3 separate regions of the Homo sapiens genome follow, and all the other regions are linked to region 1. Evidence: chromatin contacts called from ENCODE Hi-C data. All regions are on one chromosome and are shown on one strand. Each heading gives the region's core, a stretch centred on a gene start or an enhancer-like site at or near the end of the contact. The rest is flanking DNA. Distances are from core to core; before and after follow the strand shown. Region 1 holds the start of APOOL (apolipoprotein O like). Region 2 has its middle 130 kb from the start of POU3F4. Region 3 holds the start of CHM (CHM Rab escort protein).

What was found. Hi-C counts contacts between places; a loop is a spot of excess contacts on that map. Pooled maps may share reads with other maps.
Region 2: a pooled map shows a loop between it and region 1 (15-fold over the local background). The contact joins the enhancer-like site here to the promoter of APOOL in region 1. A Hi-C loop is called at or near these places in 3 of 37 single-sample maps with no recorded cell type and 5 of 50 pooled maps.
Region 3: a loop to region 1 is called in a map of CD8-positive, alpha-beta T cell, with 5 times the contacts of the local background. The contact joins the promoter of CHM here to the promoter of APOOL in region 1. A Hi-C loop is called at or near these places in 2 of 168 maps with a recorded cell type or tissue (CD8-positive, alpha-beta T cell and naive thymus-derived CD4-positive, alpha-beta T cell), 3 of 37 single-sample maps with no recorded cell type and 13 of 50 pooled maps.

The regions. Positions count from the first base shown.
Region 1 is chrX:85,002,065-85,005,675 of GRCh38, reverse strand. It overlaps APOOL (apolipoprotein O like), which reads right to left and starts at 1,799. Exons shown (of 9, transcript NM_198450.6): 1 at 1,749-1,799. The coding sequence starts at 1,763.
Region 2 is chrX:83,633,272-83,636,882 of GRCh38, reverse strand. No RefSeq gene overlaps it. Among named protein-coding and RNA genes, the nearest start is that of POU3F4, 130 kb to the right of the region's middle. RefSeq lists an enhancer at 1,522-1,871. Within about 2 kb of position 1,707, at least 6 of the 41 ENCODE cell types and tissues checked have a DNase peak (open chromatin) inside an H3K27ac peak, as active enhancers do.
Region 3 is chrX:86,045,513-86,049,123 of GRCh38, reverse strand. CHM (CHM Rab escort protein) reads left to right here and starts at 1,566. Exons shown (of 15, transcript NM_000390.4): 1 at 1,566-1,640. The coding sequence starts at 1,592.

The DNA.
Region 1 (3,611 bases), core at 550-3,049:
ATGTAGAACATGTTGACTACCTAATATACATCAGACCTGTGCTAGGTACTACGGATACAAAGGTTAATATAATTACTGTCTTCAAGGAGCTTATAGTTTAGGTAGCTAGAACAGACAAGTAAGTAGTCTATATGTGCAGTGGAATAAATGCTTGGTTAAGAGTGTGCCCAGAGTCCTCTGGGAGCACAAACAAGAGTTATTAAAATAGACTGGCGAGGACCGGGCGTGGTGGCTCACGCCTGTAATCCCAGTACTTTGGGAGGCCCGGGGGGGGGGGGGGGTGAATCACGAGGTCAGGAGTTCGAGACCAGCGTGACCAACATGGTGAAACCCCGTCTCTACTAAAAAATAAAAATAAAAAAATTTAGCCGGGCATGGTTGGCATGCGCCTGTAGTCCCAGCTACTCAGGAGACTGAGGCAGGAGAATCGCCTGAACCCGGGAGGTGGAGGTTGCAGTGAGCTGAGATCGCGCCACTGCACTCAAGCCTGGGAGACAGAGAGAGACTCCGTCTCAAAAATAAAAAATAAAATAAAATAAAATAGACTGGGGAGATCAAGGACACTATTAAACAAGGCATTTTTGTGTTTTGCATATGGGGAGGCTGTACACAAATAGCTGCTGAATGAATGAATGAACTATAAATACAACTAGATAAGCATGGGAAAAGGCACTTTAGGCCCAGAGAAAGAGCACGTAAAAAAGCATGGCGGGGTCAAGCAAGCAGCTCAGTATCGACAGGAGGAGGGTTCCTGAGTGACAAGAGATGAGGCTGGAAAGTCTAGGTAAAATCAGATGTTCTAGACATAAGAGTATGGCCTGACCCCAGAGGGGAGATGATGACATGCCCATAAAATTTTTTAAATGCGGGGGGAGGCAAAAATCAAATTTGCATTTTGGTAGATGTACTCTGGCAACACAGAGGAAAACAGATTACATGAGAGCCAGGCTTGAGGTGGCAAGTTCAGGTAGGAGGTTGTTCAAATAACTCAGATGAAGTATGAGAACCAGAACTGTAGACGCTGCCGACTTAAAACTTCAGCGGAACTGAATTATTCATACTGTATCTCCTGCAAGCCTAACAGAATATTTTACAATTAAAACCCGCTACGTAAATATCTGTAGACTACCATTATTAAACACTACTTAGGGAACTGCAGCAAGCTGCCAGCTGAGTCACTCACTGTACACGGACTCCCAAGTAAAGGCACCTTTCCCAAGCGTAAAACTCGAAAGGAACAGGTTATTCGAGCACAGAAAGCAACAACACTATGTGTAAACCAGCGCACTGCTGAAAGACTATGGGACCTCTCTATCCTGGTCAGTTTCACCCCAAATGTTTCAACAAAGTCCTTCCATAGGGTCATGTGGCCTTGCCCTGTGCGCCGAGACAAATGCCAAGTTTATATATATATTTTTCTCTTTATTGCAGCTGAAGACCGAAACGTCTACTGCGGCTCGTCGCCTGGCCAGCCATTTTCACCCAGCCGTTTCCCAGTTTTGTACTGTGCCACTGTGTAAATCGACAACCACAGGGGATTGAGGGAGCAGCGTCCCAGGCTGATAAAACCCTAATGGGGAAAGGCAGGTGTCTTGAGGCTTCAAACGATAAAGATTGCAATTATCTCAAAACCCACCTCCACCCTGCCCCTTGTTTCAGGGCTCCTTCAGAAGTTAGTAGGATCCCTTTTACAGTTACCGGGATGCTATCGGCACCCACAGAAATTAAGCAAGTTGGTTTTCGCTTACCCTGATGGCCGCCATGTCTACAACCCTTTCGGCCAAGGTTTTCAGACGGAGAGCAGAGAGGGACAAATCAGTTCGACTAGGCTTCCCTTAGGACAGCCCCACCCCGTTACGCCCCTTGCCTGCCAGTTACCGCCTTTTCTCCGCCCTCCTCCAGCCGCCTTGGCAACTGCTGCGGTTTCGGTCAGCTGTCTTCTGGAGAAACTGTTCACCCCTGTGGTTGACCCTCCCGGTCCCAGATAAAGCCTTCCAGAACATTATCAATAGTCCAGTTGGGAGTTATTTTCCTGGGTGCAGAACTTTTAATTATTTTGTTTCGGGCATATGTGATATGTCCAGATAAGGACTTAATACCCAAATGTAGCTGCTTTAATAATTAATTATATAGTAAGAAAAACAACTTATTACCTCTGCGAAACATGGGTAAGTTCATTCATTCTAAAACTAAGTCACGGAGAGCATACTCTGTGCCGGGCAGTTGTTCGGGGCATAGACAAAACATAGTGGCTTCCTCACAGAGCTTATGATTACAGGAGTAAAAGAGACAAATGAGGCCGGCGCGGTGGCTCACGCCTGTAATCCTGGCACTTTGGGAGGCCGAGACGGGCGGATCACGAGGTCAGGAGATCGAGACCATCCTGGCTAACACGGTGAAACTCCGTCTCTACTAAAAGTACAAAAAAAATTAGCCGGGCGTAGTAGCGGGCGCCTGCAGTCCCAGCTACTCGGGAGGCTGAGGCAGGAGACTGGCGTGAACCCGGGAGGCGGAGCTTGCAGTAAGCGGAGATCGCGCCACTGCACTTCAGCCTGGGCGACAGAGCGAGACTCCGTCTCAAAAAAATAAATAAATAAATAAAAATAAATAATAAATTTTAAAAAAGAGACAAATGCTATGAAGGAAAATAAAACAGTATGGGAATGAGGTGGGAGTTTACTGGTTTATATCAATGAGAGAAAGACTCTGATAAGCTCATTTGATAAAAGTCCTGGAGGAATTTAGAGAAGAGGGTTGCATACGGAAGGAACAGCAATGAAAAAGTCCAGTGAGGCTGGAGCAATAATTTCAGAGGTAGCGAAGTAACACAGTGTAGGGGCTTTCGTGCCGCCAAAATAAATTTGGATTTTATGCTGAATAAGATGGGAAATCATTGGAGGATTTTGAGCAAAGGTGTGATGTGATCTAATTTACATTTTTAAAGGATGATTTTGGTGCTATCAGGAGAATATACTAAGGGTATATTGCAATATTCACAACAGGAGCAAGGTCTGCTGTAGGCCTCCCTGAAGGATTCTGAGGAAAGAAGATGCTCATAATATGCCCATTAACAGTCCCAATATTAATTCATGTATTCATTCATTCAATCAACAAATATTTATTATGTGCAAACTATATACTAGGCATTAGTTGATACCTATCACATTTCATACCCAAAACAGATCCTTTTTAACAGAACTGTCCTGTAAATGACAAAATTATTTTAAGAAATAATGATGAAATGAAACTAATAATACTGGCTACAAAAGAAACATTGAGTGACTATTTTCTTTTATTGAACTTAATATAAACATATACATACATATATATGCCAATATAAAAATAAAATGCAAAATAAATAGTACAGAACCAAAAAAGGAAAAAAATGGATCAAGGTGTTTTAATTGCATTAATGTATTTTTCAAAGGAAAAATACTTATATCTACATAGTGGTCTGCCACAGGAATGAATAATAATATTACAGTTTCTGTTTTTGAGCCTTAACCTCTGTGTATTTGTCAATAATTTCATCCAAATTTAACATTTCTGCATATTAAATAAATGGTATACCTAGATTTGTCAAGCTAACTTTGTTCATAACTGATTGATGC
Region 2 (3,611 bases), core at 458-2,957, 1.4 Mb after region 1:
GATTCATTTGACAGTGAAACATTGAAGTAACTGTAGATTAAGTGACTTCTCTCAATTATTCAGTGGGAGATTCTTCCAGATAGCATTCAAATTAGAAATTATTTTATTTCTGTTCAAAGTCAGACACATTTATATAACAGCAGTGCAAACAGATATATTTGTAGAATTACATTTACTTATATATGCTTATATACAATATTATATGCATTTCATCATTATAATGTCATTCTGTTACATGTTAAAAGTTTTGAGTGGCGTGTGTATGCGTATGTGTGTGTGTATGTATCTTTTTTTGTACACTGTGAAAACTCACATACTCCAGGAGAGGGGATCACAGTTTAAGATCTTAATTAGCAACCACCCAAATTAGTAGTGCATCTTTCAGCTGAAGGGATGAGGGAGGGAACATTTAGGAGTAGGTTGAAGATAGACAACAAAGATAGGAAAAAATTTGGTTACATCTTTATCTAAGAACATTCCTGAAAGCGATAATATAGGTGAGAGAATACTAAGCAACTTGGTGAGCCCCAGGTAATCTTTCAACACACACTGACATTTTTTACTTCTCTTCAGTTACACCCTGCAGAAAGCACAATACGAACACTGGGTTGCCAGGAGTTGGTTTGCCTTGATCTTTGGGGTTGGGAGAACTGCAAAGAGTTGAAGTGGTTTAGACATTTTTAGAATTTTCTGGAATGCATTCTTCAGATCCTCATTGTAATAATGCCCCTGAGAAGATTTCCAGCATATAAACTCTACTCTAGACCAGAAGCTTTATTTAATAATTATAGATGTGTTTGTCTGAATATGGAATCATTTGTATCTTGCCTGGTTGCAATAAGCTGTTAATCATCTCCTCTCCCAGTAACATTAATAATGGTCGTACATTGTGTATTAGGTACTATTGTAGGTACTTTATATTTAACCTTCAAAACGCCTTTATGAGATACATGTTATTATTTTCATTTTACAAAAACATTGAGAATTTATGGAACAAGACAAGGATACCCACTCTAGCCACTCCTACTCAATACAGTTAACCAGGGAGATGAAAGATCTCCGTGAAAATAATTACAAAATACTGTTGAAAGAAATTAAAGATGACACAAAGAAGTGGAAAAATAGTCCATTGTGGGCAGCAAGCCACCCAGGTGCCAAGGCAAGAGACCGAGGACACAAGCTGTTCCAATATAATAAAGAAAATATATAAAATAAGAATAGTTATACTAGAAATAGATTATAGATAGATATGATGATATATGAACATTATTAATCATCAGTTTATAGCATTACCCTTTATTCCAATATTATAATAATCTTTTCTCTACAATTATAACCTAGGAAAAACCAGGCCATAAAGAGATAGGAGCTGAAGGGGCAAGGTGAGAAGTGACCAGAAGACGTGTGAGCCCTCTGTCATGCCCGAACAGGGCCGCTAGAGGGCTCCTTGGTATAGCGGTAACGCCAGTGCCTGGGAAGGCAACCGTTACTTAGCTGATCTTGGTCTAGCAGTAGCGTCAGTGCCTAGGGAAGGCACTCATTACTTAGCAGACCTCCCCAGGAGAGTTAGAGAAGACTCTGCTCCACCACCTCTTGTGGAAGGCTTGACGTCAGTCATGCCCACCCACAGCCATCTGGAGGCCTAACCGTCTCTCTGTGATGCTGTGCTTCAGCGGTCACACTCCTGTTTCACTTTCATGTTCCATTCTGTACACCTGGCTCCGCCCTCTAGATAGCAGTAGCAGAATTAGTGAAAGTATTTAAGTCTTCAATCTTTCTGAGAAGAGCATAGAAGAAATAATGACGTAGGCTGTCCTCTCTCTCTCAGCCTCAGCTACCTAAAAGGGAAAGGCCCCCTGTCTGGTGGACACATGACTCACGTGACCTTACCAATCATTGGAGATGACTCACACTCCTTACCCTGCCCCTTTGGCCTTGTATACAATAAATAGCAGTGCAGTCAGGCATTCGGGGCCACTACTGGTCTCCGTGTCTTGGTGGTAGTGGTCCCCCAGGCCCAGCTGTCTTTTCTTCTATCTCTTTGTCTTGTGTCTTTATTTCTACAATCTCTCATTTCCGCACAAGAGTAGAAAAACCCACAGACCCTGTAGGGCTGGTCCCTACAATCCATCCTCATGGATAGTAAGAATTAATATTGTTAAAATTGCCATACTGCCCAAAGAAATTTACAGATTCAATGCTATTCCTATCAAACTCCCAATGACTTTCTTCACAGAATTAGAGAAAATTATGCTAAAATTCATACAGGACCCAAAAAGAGCTTGAAGAGCCAAAGCATTCCTAAGAAAAAAAAACAAACCTAAAACATTACATTACCTGACTTCAAACCATGTTACAAGGCTACAGTAACTAAAATAGCATGATACTCATACATAAACAAACACATAAACCAATGGAACAAAAAAGGCCAGAAATAAAGCCACACAACTGCAACAATCTGATATTCAACAAAGTCAACAATAACAAGCAATGGATAAAGGATTCCCTATTCAATAAACGATGCTGGGATAACTGGCTAGCCATATGCAGAAGATTGAAACAGGACTACTTTCTTACACCATTTAAAAAATTAACTAAAGATATATGAAAGACTTTAATGTAAAATCTAAAATTACAAAAACCCTTGAAGAAAACCTGTGGTATACTATTCTGGACATAGGACCTGGCAAAGATTTCATGATGAAGATGCTAAAAACAATTGCAAAAAAAAAATTGACAAATAGGACATAATTAAACTAAACAGCTTCTGCACAGCAAAAAAAAAAAGTCATCAACAAAGTAAACAGACAACATACAGAATGGGAGAAAATACTTGCATAATATTCCTCTGACAAAAGTCTAATATGCAGAATCTATAAGGAACTTAAACAGATTAGCAAGCAAAAACCATGCAACCCCATTAAAAAGAGGACAAAGGAAATTAACAAACACTTCCCAAAAGAAGACACACACACACAGCCAACAAGCATGTGAAAAAAATGCCCAACATCACTAATTACTGGAGAAATGCAAATCAAAACCACAATGAGACACCATCTCACACCAGTAAGAATGGCTATTATTAAAGAGTCAAAAATAACAGATGCTGGCATGGTTTTGGAGAAAACGGAACGTTTGTACACTGCTGATGGGAATGTAAATTAGTCCAGTCATTGGGAAAAGCAATTTGGCAATTTCTCAAAGAACTTAAAAAAGAACTACCATTCAACCTGGCAATCCCATTATTGAATATATACCTAAAGGAATATAAATCGTTCTACCATAACAACACATGAACACGTATGTTCAACAAGATGATCTACCTGGCATTATGTTTACATATAATACTTGGTGTCACATACTGTTCCCAAATCAACGGCCTGGTAGAAAACAAAGTGTAACAAAATGGGATTGAAGCTGGCTGAATTTAGAGATGAGGTAGCCTTAGAAGTAAGTGTTAGAAAGTTTTCTTACAACCTGGGTTTTTGTGGGCCCACCTTCTTTTGTGGAGACAGTGAGGGAAATAGGTTTATTTCTTTCATTAAAACTGCACAGTCTATGAACATGTGAGAGCAATAACATTGGCTAACATCTATAGAGTACTCACTATG
Region 3 (3,611 bases), core at 317-2,816, 1.0 Mb before region 1:
GGGCAGATATAAAGGCAAAGATGGTAAGCACTATGAGGACAGGGACTCGTCTCATCCATCTATTAGGGGAGTCAAAATCAAGTTTGGTTTAGCAAACATTTATTAAATTCCTACTATGCACCGGGCTTAGGTTAGGTGCAGGAGTGAAAAAGATAAATGAGACTTGGTGTCTGTCATGCTGTACAGGGGTTTATAATTATGGTATTGCATGTCTGGGTGTGTATTTTTGTGTGGATATATGGGGATATGTGTACTCTATAGGAATCGTCATAAATGCAGTATGGCGGGTTAAGACAAAGTCTAGCACCATGTAGGGAAACAGCCCACACACGGAGACGAAAGGAGGAGGAGGTGGAAGCCCAGCGACATCCTGGGAATAACTGTTAGCTAGAGAATGGGAAGATCATTCCATGCTGAAAGAACAGCATGAGCGTGGTCAGAGACTGGAAAGAAAACAATGTCTGGGGAACCACAAGCATCTTAGCGGATAGGTGGTGTCAGGGAAGGCCCACTACTGCACATTATCTTTGATTTATTTTGAAACTCTTGTAAAATAACTACACAAGAAATTTCTGTCGTCAAAAAAGTATCCTCCTTCATTCCCAGCATCCTTCCCCTTTTGCTTTGGTGTTGTCAGACAGCGGAGTATTAAATAATCGGGGGCAGGGTGGGGGGCGGTTGGAGGGAAGCGGTGGGAGGCGACAGACCTTGAAGATACTTATGAGAGCTATGTTAGCTGTTAGACATAGACGACCTAAAGCCCCTCATCAGATACAATCACTTTAATATAAAGACCATTTTACCTTAATTATTTCTACGGTAGCTTATGGAAACTAATAGATTGGAAACTAAATGTAAACTAAGGAGAATCTTACATGAACTTATCTAGTTGGTGCGGAAAATCGAATTCAGACTCAACAGACGCTTATCCAGCGCAACCATGCTTTCATATATTTTTTCCCTCCTGTAAAGCAAGGCTAATTTATTGCCCGAGTGGCTGTCTGGACTAACTGGAACAAATACGGACGCGGTGGGAGTTCCATTCTGGCGAAACTAGGGTGAGAGGTTTTTTGTGGGTTTTCATCGAGGAGACATGGAAACGAAAAAGATATGGAATATATTCTGAAAGTATTGGTGTGAAAAACCATGCCTCGAGGGCCAACACGAAAGTACAGAAACGATGGCGGGAAACAGTTTTTTAGGCTGGAATGAAAGTCTCCTTTGTTCACAGAGCAAACCGCCTTCAATTTCACTCCGCTCTCCGTGTCTCCTAACAATTTTGCTTCAGTATTGTCAAGGGGTATCCAAGTCTCCCACATTCATCCTAGCTAACGGAATAAAAATCTACATTTCTTTCCTACTTCAACCCTCCAGGCTAAATGAGCTACAGCATTCAGCCTGGAAAATGAGTCGAGCTTTTAACTTACGTGTAAACATTTTAAATATAATACTGTAGTCGCCTGCCTGGACCTTCCACCCAAGAACTACAACACCCAGAATGCACTGTTTTCTTTTCCGCCTTCCACGGAGGGAATGCCTAACTTGATCTCATTTCCACAAGTAATAGTCACATGACACGTTTCCCGTCAAGATGGCGGATACTCTCCCTTCGGAGTTTGATGTGATCGTAATAGGGACGGGTATGTGTAGCCTGGTGCTTCCTGGACAAAGTTTAGGAAGACTGTCTTGTTTCTGTTTTTTCTGTCAGTGGCGAGTTTTGGGACAAACATCGTGGGTCGAGAGTGGGAGGGAGAACTGAAAGGAAGTGAGGTAGTCCGGAGTCAGCGCGGGAGTTGGCAGTTACAGGGAGGGGCTGGGACCCGCAGTGCTTATCGCCATTTGAGTAGGGGTTGATCTGGTCGATGCTGATTGCTGAGGTTGGTTGCTGCGGTGATTCCTGTTAATTTCCTTAGAGGGAAGTGGATGTGCAGTGTCATGAAATGGAGGGTCGGGATTTTATCAACGGAGACGACTTTGGCAAGACATTATGATTCCTTCCTTATTGATTTCAAGGTGATATTCCCCATCATTTTGTCTCGCCATTTCATAGGACTTTTTCATAGATTTGTATGATCTTAGCATACATCGCAGCTCAGACACAGCTTAATCCTCAGTTTTACAAGAAAGATGCTCAATTATTGCCCATGTGCGTATGAATTTACTAGGGAAAGTAAACGGATTCTATTTTGTTGAGAAACCTAGGGAATTTTATTTTGTTGAGGTAGCCATTATTCCTGCTTTATGGTGCTTAAAGCATCTTGCTTTCTACCATCAATAACTAAATGTGCTGAGAATAAGGTCCTGAGTTCCAGTTCAGGTGTGTGACCTTATCTAACTCTTGTTTTCCCGTCGTTTGTTCTTCATGTTTTGGGTGGAACCAGAAACTCCTCTGCAGTTTCTAGTTGACATATTCAGTGTACAACACGTAGCAGAACACATATGGCAGCAATTTCAATTTTTTTTAATAGTGTAAGGGATGATCATTTTAGATGGAATGAAATAGGTTGTTTGATGGGGTTTTTTACTGTTTGTAGAATGTGGTAGGCCAGAGAAGCTCTGGTGGATGGGACCCTGTCCATTGTGTTAATGAATTCAGTTCGTTGTCTTCTCATACAGCCATGATTAGGAGCAGCCATGTTTTCAGGTTGGGAGTAAAAATAATAGCTACCTGTTTTCGAATGCTTAAAATTTCCTAATCACTGTGCTAAGCACTTTACAAGCCGAACATAATCCTCACAACCTTGTTAGAGTAGTAGGTACTCTCTGCATTTTGTAGAAGAGGAAAAGGGGACTTGGAAAAGTTGTAATTTGCTCAGGATCACACAGCTGGTAAATTTCCAAAGGCCCATTCCATCCCAGGAAAACAGTCAGTGGTTCTGATCCTCAGAGTTGACCCATATTCGTAGAAACAATTGAGAAAACTTGGTTTTAGGTCTTGCTTAGTGCTAGTATGAATTGCTTGAATTGGGAGGGCCAGGCACTAAATCTCTCTGAGCCTCAGTTTCCTTGTTTTTGAATATAAGGAAGGTAAAATAGATGGTCTTTATGTTGTCTAACAAAAAATGCCTGGGTAACAGTTCTCAGAACAGCATGGACAGGTTTATTCTTAGCCTGAAAATAACTGCATGGCTGCAAATAACCTGGTTGTAGCTGCTATGAACAGATGTTGGATGAGAGCTGGAAAGAGCCAATGGACTATTCATTTTTTCTTTTAAGTCTATACTAAAACTGAGAACAGCATCCATTTTGGAATAGTTGTTATACCATACTTGAGTTTTATAATCTTGCTTTTTTTGTGTAGGAACTTGAGGTGTTTTTAACAATTTTTTTAATCAACAATTTTTTTTTTCAGGTCTGGGTTCAAATTTTAATTGATGAATGTTAATTCTTATGAATGATGCTAATGTTTTTCATAAATATTTTGCCTTCTGTACAGTTCAGAATTGGAAGACATCCATCCTGATGGAGTCTGTTATGGTAGAGGTAGGAAGTTACAGTGAGTGAGCCAGAGAATTGCATCAGGTGACATCGCTTATATTTGGAAAAATACTCATTTTATACTTATCCCAGTGAGTGCAATGTTATTTTTCAGTGTTTGGGAAGAACTTATT